2 separate regions of the Mus musculus genome follow, and region 1 is linked to region 2. Evidence: chromatin loops called from intact Hi-C (ENCODE). Cell type or tissue: left cerebral cortex. All regions are shown on one strand. Links, peaks and the distances in the headings refer to the core of each region. The heading gives the core; the rest is flanking DNA.

The links. Peaks named below come from ENCODE experiments on the same cell type or tissue, not always from the same donor. Only the 100,000 strongest peaks of a DNase experiment are listed, where the experiment ranks them.
Region 1: a loop joins it to region 2, with 4 times the contacts of the local background. A loop is called at or near these places in 6 of 42 quality-filtered maps.

The regions. Positions count from the first base shown.
Region 1 is chr1:92,469,652-92,475,551 of GRCm38, reverse strand. Ndufa10 (NADH:ubiquinone oxidoreductase subunit A10) reads left to right here and starts at 1,794. Exons shown (of 10, transcript NM_024197.1): 1 at 1,794-1,889; 2 at 4,567-4,735; 3 at 5,474-5,689. The coding sequence starts at 1,815. In left cerebral cortex, for the core only: no CTCF peak of the experiment used is centred there; DNase peaks (open chromatin) are centred at 1,731 and 3,702; H3K4me3 peaks cover 1,803 bases; H3K27ac peaks cover 1,117 bases.
Region 2 is chr1:92,608,025-92,613,924 of GRCm38, reverse strand. It overlaps Olfr1410 (olfactory receptor 1410), which reads right to left. Exons shown (of 1, transcript NM_146491.1): 1 at 5,118-5,900. The coding sequence ends at 5,118. Among named protein-coding and RNA genes, the nearest start is that of Olfr1410, 3.1 kb to the right of the region's middle. In left cerebral cortex, for the core only: a CTCF peak has its summit at 2,710 (motif pointing right); a DNase peak (open chromatin) is centred at 2,715.

The DNA.
Region 1 (5,900 bases), core at 585-5,584, 140 kb after region 2:
TTTTGGTCAACTCCTTTGGATTTTCTGAGTAAAAATAATATAATCTACAAATAATTGTATCTCTTTTTTTCCTGTATGTATTCTTCTTCTATCTTTTGTACTTATTATGTGGGTTAGGGGTTCCTTTGTTGAGTACTTGTGAGGAAAGCAGGCCCCTTGCTTTTTATATATATATATATTTATTTATTATTTATATGTAAGTACACTGTAGGTGTCTTCAGACACACCAGTAGAGGGCGTCAGATGTCATTACGGATGGTTGTAAACCATCATGTGGTTGCTGGGATTTGAACTCAGGACCTTTGGAAGAGCAGTCAGTGCTCTTATCCCATTCTTTCTCTATTCATATGATGTTAGCTTTAGGATTTTGTGGGCATACTTTATGAAGATGAAGCAGCCACCCTGTAGCCTTTGTTGGAGCATATGTGTTCTTTTATTTTAAATGAATATTGAATTTTGTCAAATGCTTTCCCTGAACCAAGCAATCTGATCACACATAATTATTTTGGTTAGTTTGTTTTTTATATCAGTTGATTTTAGGATGACATCCCATTGCTTGTGGTGCACCACTCATTTCATGTGTTGCTGGATTCAATTTGCTGAGATACTGATATATGGAGGTCTTACATTTTTGTACTGTCTTTGACAGTTATGGCAGCATAACATGCGATAGTAAGCATTATCGCTTCTGTTTTCTGGAGGAGACTGTACATATTTAGTATCATATATTTATGTATAAAGTAAAATTCTTCAGTAAAACATACGTGCTTGGGAAATTTCTCTTTTGGGGTTGAGTGATTTTTGAATTACACTGGAGGGGAGTAGGGAAATGAGATAATGATCAGGATTCAAAAGAAATGAGGAGAGGTTTCCCCTTCCCGTATTCAATGTACTGTAAGGATACAGGACTTTCTAGAAATCCAGAAATGCGGGGGAGGTTTTGTGTTAACTACATGGAAAGTGGTCCAAACCCAACCCAGAACTCCTCATTGTCTTGGGGATCCTCTCCCTATCAGCACTTTCCTGGCTTCTGCGCACTGCACTCTTCCACCTCAGAGGCTCTTGGAGCTGAAGAGCTTTCCAGGAGGTGACTATAAAGTCGGCAGCTGTGGAAATGAGGCAGGGTGATCTGCACTGGAGATATATGGTGGTGCCAGGTCTGTGGCCACCTCAGCTCTTAGCACTACAAAAGCTCAGAACTGCTAGGTCGTGAATTGGTTGCCCCCACAGGGCTCAAGCTGATGACAGGTCCTTCTCTCAGAAACCTAGGCAGGGAGAATGTGACGCCCCTAGAACTCAGATGGGGAATGGACTCTCTCCTCAGCGACCAGAAGGGCGGGGAGCGGATCCTCCCTACAGAACTCAAACAGAAAGTGGGTCTACGTTTGGGCGTGGAGCAGGGAGACAGCACAGATTCTGGGGAGCGAGAGGATTCACCCCACAGAACACCTGGGAGTGGGGGGTCACACTTTTGTCACACAACTCAAGCATCTGCGAGAACCCGAGCTCAAAGCTGGGAGCCTCAAGGCCCAGGCAGGACTTCTAGCCCTTTGCCACTTTCATACTATAACTTGTCTAGGATCTAGGCGCGCTCCTCGCCCAAACAATCTAAGCTCAAGCAACTAGAGCGTCGACAAGCCTAAGCTCCGCCCCTTCCCTCTGGCCCCGCCCCGTCCCAGTTCCGGAATATTTTCTTTTTTCGACAGGCGCCGCGAACACTCAGTGGTGACGTCATGGCAGCGCGCCGCGGACGAGCTAGGACCCCGTCGCGTTCATGTCCCTCTGGTCCTTGAGCCGGCGCAGACGGCGAAGTCATGGCCTTGAGGTTGCTGAGACTCGTCCCGGCGTCGGCTCCCGCGCGCGGCCTCGCGGCCGGAGCCCAGCGCGTGGTGAGCGGCGGGTGGCTCTCCTTGCTTGGATCTCGGCCTGTCGGCTCCGAGCCCTGACGCTCCGGCGGCGTCTGTCAGACCCGTGAGCCGCGAGCTCCTGAGGCCTCCGCTCACAGCACCGGTGCAGCGGGACTCACTTTCCCGGCTGCATACGGAGAGCCGAGATGCCGGAGCTCCGGAGCCTGGGCCCGCATGCTCATCGGTTCAGAAACTGCTTTGTGGAACGCCTTGTAGACTCTGGGGTGACGTGATGTGGAGCAGCAACAGAGATTTGGGGTAGATTGGGGAGGATTAGGACCTTTTAGGGTGCATGCAGAATAATGGGTGACAGTAGGTGCTTAGGGGACCGTGGCTGGAAACAGGACACGTCTTATGACGGCATCATAACTTCTTTGCTTTATAGTAGCTAGAACTACATAGGTGGTAAATCGGAAAGGGGTTGACAGTCATGCTAAGGATTTTTATTTTGAACAGGAGTGATCTGTGTGTGAAAGAGGTATAGATGTGAACCAGAGAGAGACGAGGTGTGTGTGAATGTGAGCCTGGATCGGCACTGTCAGCCTAAGCCCCACTATGAATTAGCACTGTCAGCTTAAGCCTATTAGGATCGCAGTGGAGCACAGCAGCAAGAGCACAGAGCATATTCACAATCCACTCTTGACCTTGACCCTCAGAGACCACACTCCTTCCCCTGTATCTTCACATCACCCTCTTCAGTGAAGTCGTTTCATATATTCACATGTCGGAAGTTCAGTCACACCCCGTTCCACCCTAAGCTTTTCATGCATTGAGTTCATTCTTTATGCTGTGAAGTTTTATTGTTTTGCACAATGAGCAATATTATATTTTGGACTTTACAATACACACAGAGTAGTTCACAGCCCTAAAAAAAAAAAAATCTATTGTCCTTAATATTCATTTATTTCCCACCCTGTCAACTCCTGACAGCCACTGTGCTTTTGATGATTTTTGTCATTTTGCCTATGCTAGACTCGTGTAATCAGTCACACATATTACCTGACACAGTGCTTTCTTTTTTTACATAGACTTTGACAGTTACACTTAGAATTTATTTGTGGGGCTGCACAGCTGTTAAGAGTACTTGTTTCTCTTTTAACACACACACACACACACACACACACACACGTACACAATCTAGACAATATTTCTTAAGCCAGATGTTGTGGTGCACACCTTTAATCCCAACATGAGACAGGCAGATCTATGAATTCTCGGACAGCCTGGTATACAGGGAGTTCCAGACCAGCCAGGGCTACATAGCAAGACTCTTGTCTCAAATCCAGCCCCCAAAAACAGCAGGGGTGGGGGAAGACTCACTGTGTCTTTATGGCCTTTTTAGTCATTCCCTTTAATTCCATAGTTTGGTTATACTGCCATTTATCCATTTACCTATTGAAGATCATCTTGGTAGTTTCCCCATAAGGCAATTGTGAAAAAGCTGATTTAAGTATTCATGCAAAGCCGGGCATGGTGGCACACACCTTTAATCCCAGCACTTGGGAGGCAGAGGCAGGTGGATTTCTGAGTTCGAGGCCAGCCTGGTCTACAGAGTAAGTTCGAGGACAGCCAGGACTACACAGAGAAACCCTGTCTCGAAAAACCAAAAAAAAAAAAAAAAAAGTATGCATGCAAATTTCTTGTGGGAATGTTTCCTATCATTGGGTGATGTGTTTGCTGGTTTGTTAGTGAGGCTGTAGTTTTATAACCATCTGTCTTCTACCGACCATCCCATTTGCACTCCTTAGCAGTACAGAGCATCCTGCTGTATGGGTGCTGACGTGGGTGCTGGAAGTCATTTGCATTTATGAGCATCCAGTGAGCATACACACACACACAGCACATCTCCTGGTTCCCAAGGGGGCATCTTAGGCACCTACATGCTGCCTGTGTGATCTTTGTAAGATCTGTTTGCTTATTTTAAAATTTGCTGCCCTTTCAATTATTCACCTTTCAATTATATATCCTCCACTGTCCCCAGCTTGGTGATTTTATTTGGGGAGAGTGGATTATTTTAGCTTCAGTTTGAGGAGTAGACTGGGAGACTGCTGATGAGGACGTCCCTTGCCTGTGGATGAGGGGTGTGAGGAGGACCTTGCATCCGTGCAGCAGGAGAGGGAGATGATGCTTCTCCACAGAGCCTGGGCATTCAGCTTCTGTGGGTGATTACAGAATTAAAGAAAGGCAAAAATCATGCTTATATAGCTCTGTTTGTGGATAGTGGCCAGTTCCCACTGTTGCAGGCATCATTCTCGGCGCTAGAGCATGGAAACTCTACTTAAGCTTAAGTTTTCTAGCTTTCTCGTGCTTAAAGTCTCTTGGAGGTAAGGGAATTAGTAACAGGCAGAAGGTAAAAGCCTAGATCAGAGAGATACTTTATTCTGTCAGGTCCCCCTCCCTGCTGCTATTTGTGCATATCCATCCTTCTGTCCATCTGTTCATCTGTCTATCCATCCATCCAGTTTTCATTAACATAACAAGCATCCTTGTTTCTTAGTCTGTTCTGAGACCTAAGGAGGTGAACAGCCAGTTCTCAGAGAGCTCACACCGAGGAAGAAGGGAGTCAGGTCATTAAACAAGAGGTGCCTCTTAGTGTTTTATATAATAGCTGCTAATGCCTGCAGTAACCACAGTGGTGATGTGCTGTTGTGTTTTTCAGGGACGAATTCATACCAGTGTGCACTGCAAGCTGAGGTATGGGCTTTTGGCCGCCATTCTTGGTGATAAGACAACCAAAAAGCTGCATGAGTACAGCCGAGTGATAACAGTAGATGGGAACATATGCTCTGGGAAAAACAAGCTCGCAAAGGAGATCGCACAGCAACTAGGTATGCACCGGGCAGAGTGGCCCTGGCCTGTCAGGCATGTGGCTGCTTATCCCAGCTAGAATTTGCTTGGCTATTGACTAGGTAGATTTAGGCCTAAGGTAGGTCTTTTATATTTTTAATTGCTTGTTGAGTATATGCTTATAATCTTAGTGTTTACGAGGCTACAGCAAGAGGATTGCCATGAGATTGAGGCAAGCTTGAGCTATGTAGTGAGTACTCGGCCAACCATAGCTTCATGGGGAGACCCTGTCTCAGATCAAATCAGAGAGAGGTGTTAATCTTTCAAAGGGAACATTAAAAACATCCCTGGCAGTTACCAGTTGGAATAGGACTTTACCTGGGAGTGCGGCAGAGTCCTTTTCTGAGCTGCCCTGCCAGAGGAGCTGTCACTACATTGGCTCTCACGTGGGGTGATGGGACATAGGCTGGCCTCTTCAGTTCCTCATGCAGCCATCTGCCTGCTTGCCTTTGGGAATATTGGACTGCAGCAGTGGGGTGAGGGTTGGAAGGGGTGTGCTGATCTACTTGGTTGTAGAGAATGGAGAAGCATGTTCTTTAGCTGTTGTCCACAGCATAGAATGTGCTTCTTGAGTATGTGATGAAGTGTGGGCTCAAAGGGGACTTTCCCTTGGGTTCTGATGACCAGCCCTGACAATAACATTCAAGTTTTCTTTGGGTTTCTGTCCAAGCACACACTTGCAGTAGGAGTGAGTGGTCATCCAGGTCTTCTCCCTATAGGCATGAAGCACTACCCAGAAGCAGGGATACAGTACTCAAGCACCACCACAGGCGATGGAAGGCCCCTCGACATAGAGTTTAGTGGCAGCTGTAGTTTAGAGAAATTTTATGATGATCCCAAGAGCAACGATGGCAACAGCTACCGCCTGCAGTCCTGGCTGTATGCCAGCCGCCTTCTTCAGTATGCAGATGCCCTGGAGCACCTGCTGAGCACAGGTATGGCTGTGTCCTTGGTCGGGGGTGGAGGGCATGCTCCTTGATGGTTTTCTGAGGAGAGGGTTTTCTGAATAGGTACTTTTAGGTAAGTTCTGTGTTTCCAGTAAGATTGTAAGTCCTCAAAATCCCTGTAGATGCAGGCTCAAAATAGTGTAGCCTTATTGTTGCTGCCCACGACAGGGAGCTCTGCAGCTTGTTGACGGTATGACAC
Region 2 (5,900 bases), core at 395-5,394:
GTCACATGCTTTGGTAGGGCAGAGAGGAATCAAGCTGGAACTGAGCTACAAGCTCAGGGGTTGGCTGCTTGGATGCTATAGCAGCAGAAAGTGCTGCGCAGGCTGCCTGAGAATTATCACCCTTGACTGTACTCAGTGGTGGACACTGCATGCTTACTGACTTGCCACGTAACATGAGCCCACCAGCGCAATCGTGGTGCAAGAAACCAACCATATTCTGATTGGATTTGAGGCCCACACTACAGGAGAGGTTTCACATCTGATACTGTAAACCTAGTCACACCCACCTTGTGCAAGTGAAGGAATCACAGCTGCTGAGACTCAAGAGCACACTGGCTATGCTGTGCACGGAAAACAATGCCTCATCTTCTTGATCTTACATTAAGTCTTTCCCTTCTCTGTAAGGTTTCTTGAGCCTTAGATGGCGTAAGAGAGATGTTCCGTTTGGGGGTGAGCTTTCAACAGTTGTTTATTCTCAGTACTTTGACCAGCTATGAGATCTCTGCAATAACCACTGTCCACTGCACAAGGCATGCCTGTCAAATCGCCTTATAAATATTCATGTTTATGCTAATAGAATATAAGAAGTTAATAAATATTTATGTTTATGCTAATAGGTTATGGACCGCTAATGACTCCTGGGGAAAAGGCCAGAGATGGTCATAACTGGTAGTCCTAGGCAAGTTTTCCAAGCTCCTGTAAATAACTCATGCTTCTGTAGTGACTCTAATTAAGCTCATTTGTTTACACCCTTAAAAATGGAACTAAAAGAAATGGGGACAGGAAAAGTAAGGCTATCAATAGAAATGGGAGGGAGAAGTAAGGGCAATGGGGGGATTCTGATCAAAATACATTCTATGCAGACATAAGGATGTGCAACTAGTACACATTAATTTTCAATAAGATACATAAGAGAAATATATATATATATATATATATATATATCTTTATGTCTCTCAGAAACAAACAAAACAGGGACACTGGCAGATGACTTAAAACTGAGTAAAAACATAATAAAACATAACACATACAAATTATATATATGTGTATATATAATTTCTAATTATATGTGTATATATATATATATATATATATATATATATATATATATAGAGAGAGAGAGAGAGAGCACTAGGGCAGAGTGTTTATCAAGACAGGGTACTTTCCTGAAACTCATTGTGTAGATCAGGATGGCTTCAAACTCACAGAGATCTACCTGTCTCTGCCTCCCCAGTGCTGGGATTAAACCATGTGCCACTATGCCTAGCTTGCTTTTCTTTTTTTCTTAATGGACCCCAGATCTGCTTCACCAAGCTCACCCTGAACTGGCTACTACTGAGTAGAGGTCTCTGAGAAGGACATTTGCTGCATAGCTGGCACATTGGGTCACATCTTCTGATGTCAATGACACCTTTAGGGGATTCTCTCTCTCTCTCTCTCTCTCTCTCTCTCTCTCTCTCTCTCTCTCTCTCTCTGAACAAAGCACATTAGACTGCTTACCCATCCTGGTGGTGCCTGGTATCCTCTGAAGTATCAATGATGAGTTTTTTGTGATGGCTGCTTCTCTACTCAGAGAGCCTGGTCCAGTTCACTACTCCTGGGACTGAATTTTGCACATAGCAGAGTTTCTTTCTGGCTTGTGTTGCTTTCATTTCTTCACACACACACCCTTTCTGGCTGAAGATCTACCTAGAATCTACTGCATGCCAGCCACGTTAGAGGTGGAGACTCCCACAGAGGTTTCTGTCTTCTCTTCTTGAGCCAGATGGGAGCACTCACATTGCTTGAAAGATGAAGCTATGGATGTTCTAAGCCACTGCCATGCATTGGATAAAGTAGGAGAGCTGTCCAAGGCATTGTCTCGGTGAGAGACCACATTAACCAGCACACTTTAGATCTAAGCCTTATTTAGACGGAAGCCTCTTGTCTTCCTCCAGTGCATGCCAAGACTCCCGTGGTTGCCCTCCCAGGCTTGTGCTAATTGCTATGGGCAAAGCTCAGCCTCAGGAGTAGGGAACTGGATCAGACTCTCTGAGGATCCTACCACACAGCTTTACAACGGCAACCTCACACTTTCCCTTCTTAGACCCCCATTTTTGCTAAGACTTCTAGGCCCTAACTGAACAGCATCCTGTGGAAGGGGGACTATGACTTTCCAATTTGTTGCCTTGCTATCCTTTGTAACGTTAGCTAAGGAAGGAAATGTCCTTTGTGTTCAGAGCCATTTTTCTTATTGGTATCATCTGATGGATAAAGTTAATGTACTTTCTCTAGGAGAGATCACAGCATGTGAAGATATACTTCTCTTTGTTCCTGGCATTGTAAGGAGAAACAGAGATAGGAAGTTCCTCTTCTTGGTCAAAATATCGAATAATGGCTTAAAGTATTTAAGGTCTTTTCTTTTTAAAAAAAAATATTTACTCTTCTAAAATTATTTCTATTTAAGACATTAACAGGAAATTTGAGACACTCTATGAAACTCTTTCCATGGACACTTCATTTCTTCTCTCAAACAATAGGATCTAAAGTGAAAACAGATGAGCTTAGACCCAACAGGGTTTCATTATTTGAGGCTAAGGCCCGGGCTGCCACGTGCATCTGATAAGGCCTTTATCAGTAAATAAATTAGCGGTGGGTGGTCCTTGCTTGTGGGGTCTGCAGCACAGGTGAGAAAAATTAACCACTAATGTACCATCAGTGCCCAGTAGGTGGCAGTGTAGGATAGGCTAGGGCCATGCAGGTGAGAACCAGGGCGCCTCAAAAATGTCTCCTGATTCTTTTTGCTTCCCTAGCATTTTAGATACACAGGCAAACACGGGGGCAAGGCAAAGCTCTGCACAACCTAACAGCTATTTCTAGAAACTTGCCATTAGTCTGCATTTACATAATTGAGGTCATTTTAAAGGCAGATGGTTAAAAACAGAAACAGATCTTTGTTTATAACACAGTTGGGCATTGATATAAATTAGGAAGTAGAGAAACTCAGCTCAAAAATAGAACCTTAAACTACTGTAAAACCCTGCAGTCAGATTTCCCAAGAGGAAAGACAAGATCGTCTGAGATACCTGATGCTTAGATAATTCGTGTCACTGTTTCAGAGCCCAAAGGTGTGATGGCTTGTGAGATTTGCTGAGCCCTGTGCTTGTAGAAACAGAAGGTTCTTTAGAGGGTTGAAGTCGTTCTGAATGTGACATACACAGGCTGCTGCACTTGGCCCCCAACTGAAGACACTATTGAAGGTTTAGGATGAGAAGCCTTGCTAGAAGGAGGTCACTATGGGGAGAGCTTGAGATTTTTAAACCCTGGCTGGTTTCTGTCTGCTCTCTTTGTCCCAAGTGTGGATACAGTGTGACCTCCTGCATACATTCCTGCTGCTGTGCTTTCGCTACCCTGATGGACTGTGCACCTCCTAACTGTAAGCCAAAATAAGTTCTGAGTTGTTTTGGTCAGGTACTTCATGTCACAACAAGAAAAAAAGAGACTAGGGGTTACTCTGTGGGTAAAATGCTTACTGGGAAAGCCTGAGACCTGTGTAAAACACCCCCAACCTCAGTATACTGCCTGGCACCCTGGTACAAGACCGCGCGCAGCTGCAGTCAGCTGTGGGGGAAGGGGTGTCTGGATTTGAGGTTACTTCTTAGGACTGGCCTCCCCTATTTTGTGAGAACTTGAGGTGCTCTGATTGCAGCAGAAGAAAAGTCTCAAATATGACAACAGAAGATCAAACCCAAGCCCTGATACTCTTGGTCGGGGGTGCTCCTAGTATCTTAATGCAGCCTGTGTACAGATGGGATGTGCTGGTAATTTTCTGAATCTTTCTCCTCTATACTGTTCAGCATAGAGTTTGCATCCCTCTTCATGCCAAACTGGCTCTGATTAAGGAGGAATCCTCTCCCGGGAAGTCTGTAAGCTGACTCTTCACTTTTTGCACTACTAACATCTACAAGGTGAAGAAGAGTCTGCACTTGAGTAAGGGTGAGCCAAAAGACGCTGCCAACTGTTCTTTTCTAGCATTGAGTTCTAACACTGCGGATAACATCACATGGATTGTTCCCTCTTAACTGCTAAAACTGCGTAAAATGGCAGAGAGAGACAGAGAGACAGACAGAGAGAGACAGACAGACAGAGAGACAGAGACACAGAGAGAGAGAGACAGACAGAGACACAGAGACAGCAGTCAGAGACAGACACACAGAGGGAGAGGATGGTGGGGGAGATAATATCACTGAAATTGAGATACATGCCATTTACAAAACAGAATGTGCCAGAACTGTTTAAATAAAGGAAGACTTTGACTAGTTAAACCTGAAACCTGGGAATGAGGTTGGGGTCTGGAGGCCAGGAGAGGAAATTGACAGAGACCTGCAGGGTGCCCAGAAAGGGCAAATGGGATGATTTTACACCTTGACCTCCTCTGTCTACTCTCTACTTCCCAATGGCAGATGCCTTCAGCCTTCAGCCATGCTTAGAGATCAGTTCCCTCTCTGTAAGTCTCCTGGGCAGGAACAGGATGGAACTGGGGGCTGGGATCAGACACACAGGGAAGTGACACAGACAAGCCCCACGGGTAGAGGAAAGCAGGCTATTGTAAAGTAACGTTCACCAAGGCTTCCTCCTTACTCGGAGACATCTGTGGGGATGAGTAAGTCCTTGCTATAGTTACAAGCTGCCAGGCCAAGGTTGAAGATTCCACGCACTGGGAATCTTATTGTAGCAGCATCTCTAACCCCTGGCTGGTGGTTGAAGAAAGGTGCTGGGAGCCAATGGCATCTAAGCCCCTCATGCCTCCAGCAGTGCACTATGCCTTCTGTCAGAACGAAAGTGTAAGTGATTCAGTCTTCTTTGCTCTTTGGAGCCTTGAAGAATGTGCCTCATTCACATTTTTTAAATGCTTGGCTAATGATATACATTCAAGAAAGCCAGGGAAGATGGTGAACAGATGGATGTGTTGATGGATACATGGAGGGATGGATAGAGAAAAAGAAGACAGGAAGGCAGAAAATCGGAAACAAGAGAACAAAGAGAACAGGATGGGTAGACATAGTATCAAAAGTAGATACTCTGTTTCCTAAGGATCCTTCCCTTCTGTGACCCTAGCATGGCTCCCAATGATGTCACTAGCCACTCTCCTTCACCAGACTGTGCCTCTGTCCCAGCCTCCTCAGGGCGTCCTTCACATCCTTGTTCCGCAGACTGTAGATGAGGGGGTTGAGCATGGGGATGACCAGGGTGTAGATTGTGGAGACCACCTTGCCTTGCTCCATGGATGCCACACCTCCTGGCTGGCCATATATAACAAAGCCAGTTCCATAAAACAAGGACACAGCTGTCATGTGAGAGCCACAGGTGGAGAAGACCTTGTGTCGCCCTGACCCTGAACGCATTCTGAGGATGGTGACAGTGATGTAACCATAAGAGATGATGACCACAAACACAGCACACACAATGATGAAGCCACAAATGCCAAACATGACAAGCTCATTGATAGCTGTGCTGGCACAGGCCAGCTGAAGCAATGGGGGCACGTCACAAAAGAAGTAGTCAATGTAGTTGGAGCTGCAGAAGGGCAGCTGGAACGTGAGGCTGGTTTGCACAATGGAGTTTAGGCACGCCACACAGAAGGTACCCAGGACAAGACGGGCACAGGTCATAGGGCACATGGTCACAGGGTACCTCAGGGGACTGCAGATGGCCATGAAGCGGTCATAGGCCATCACAGCTAAGAGCACAGCCTCGGTGGCAGCCAACAAGGAGAAAAAGAAGAACTGAGTGGCACATCCTGCAAAGCTGATGGTCTTAGAAGAAGAGAAGATGTTGGCCAGGGCATTAGGGATAATGACAGAAGAGAGGCAGAGGTCAACAAAGGACAGGTTCTTGAGGAAGAAGTACATGGGGGAGTG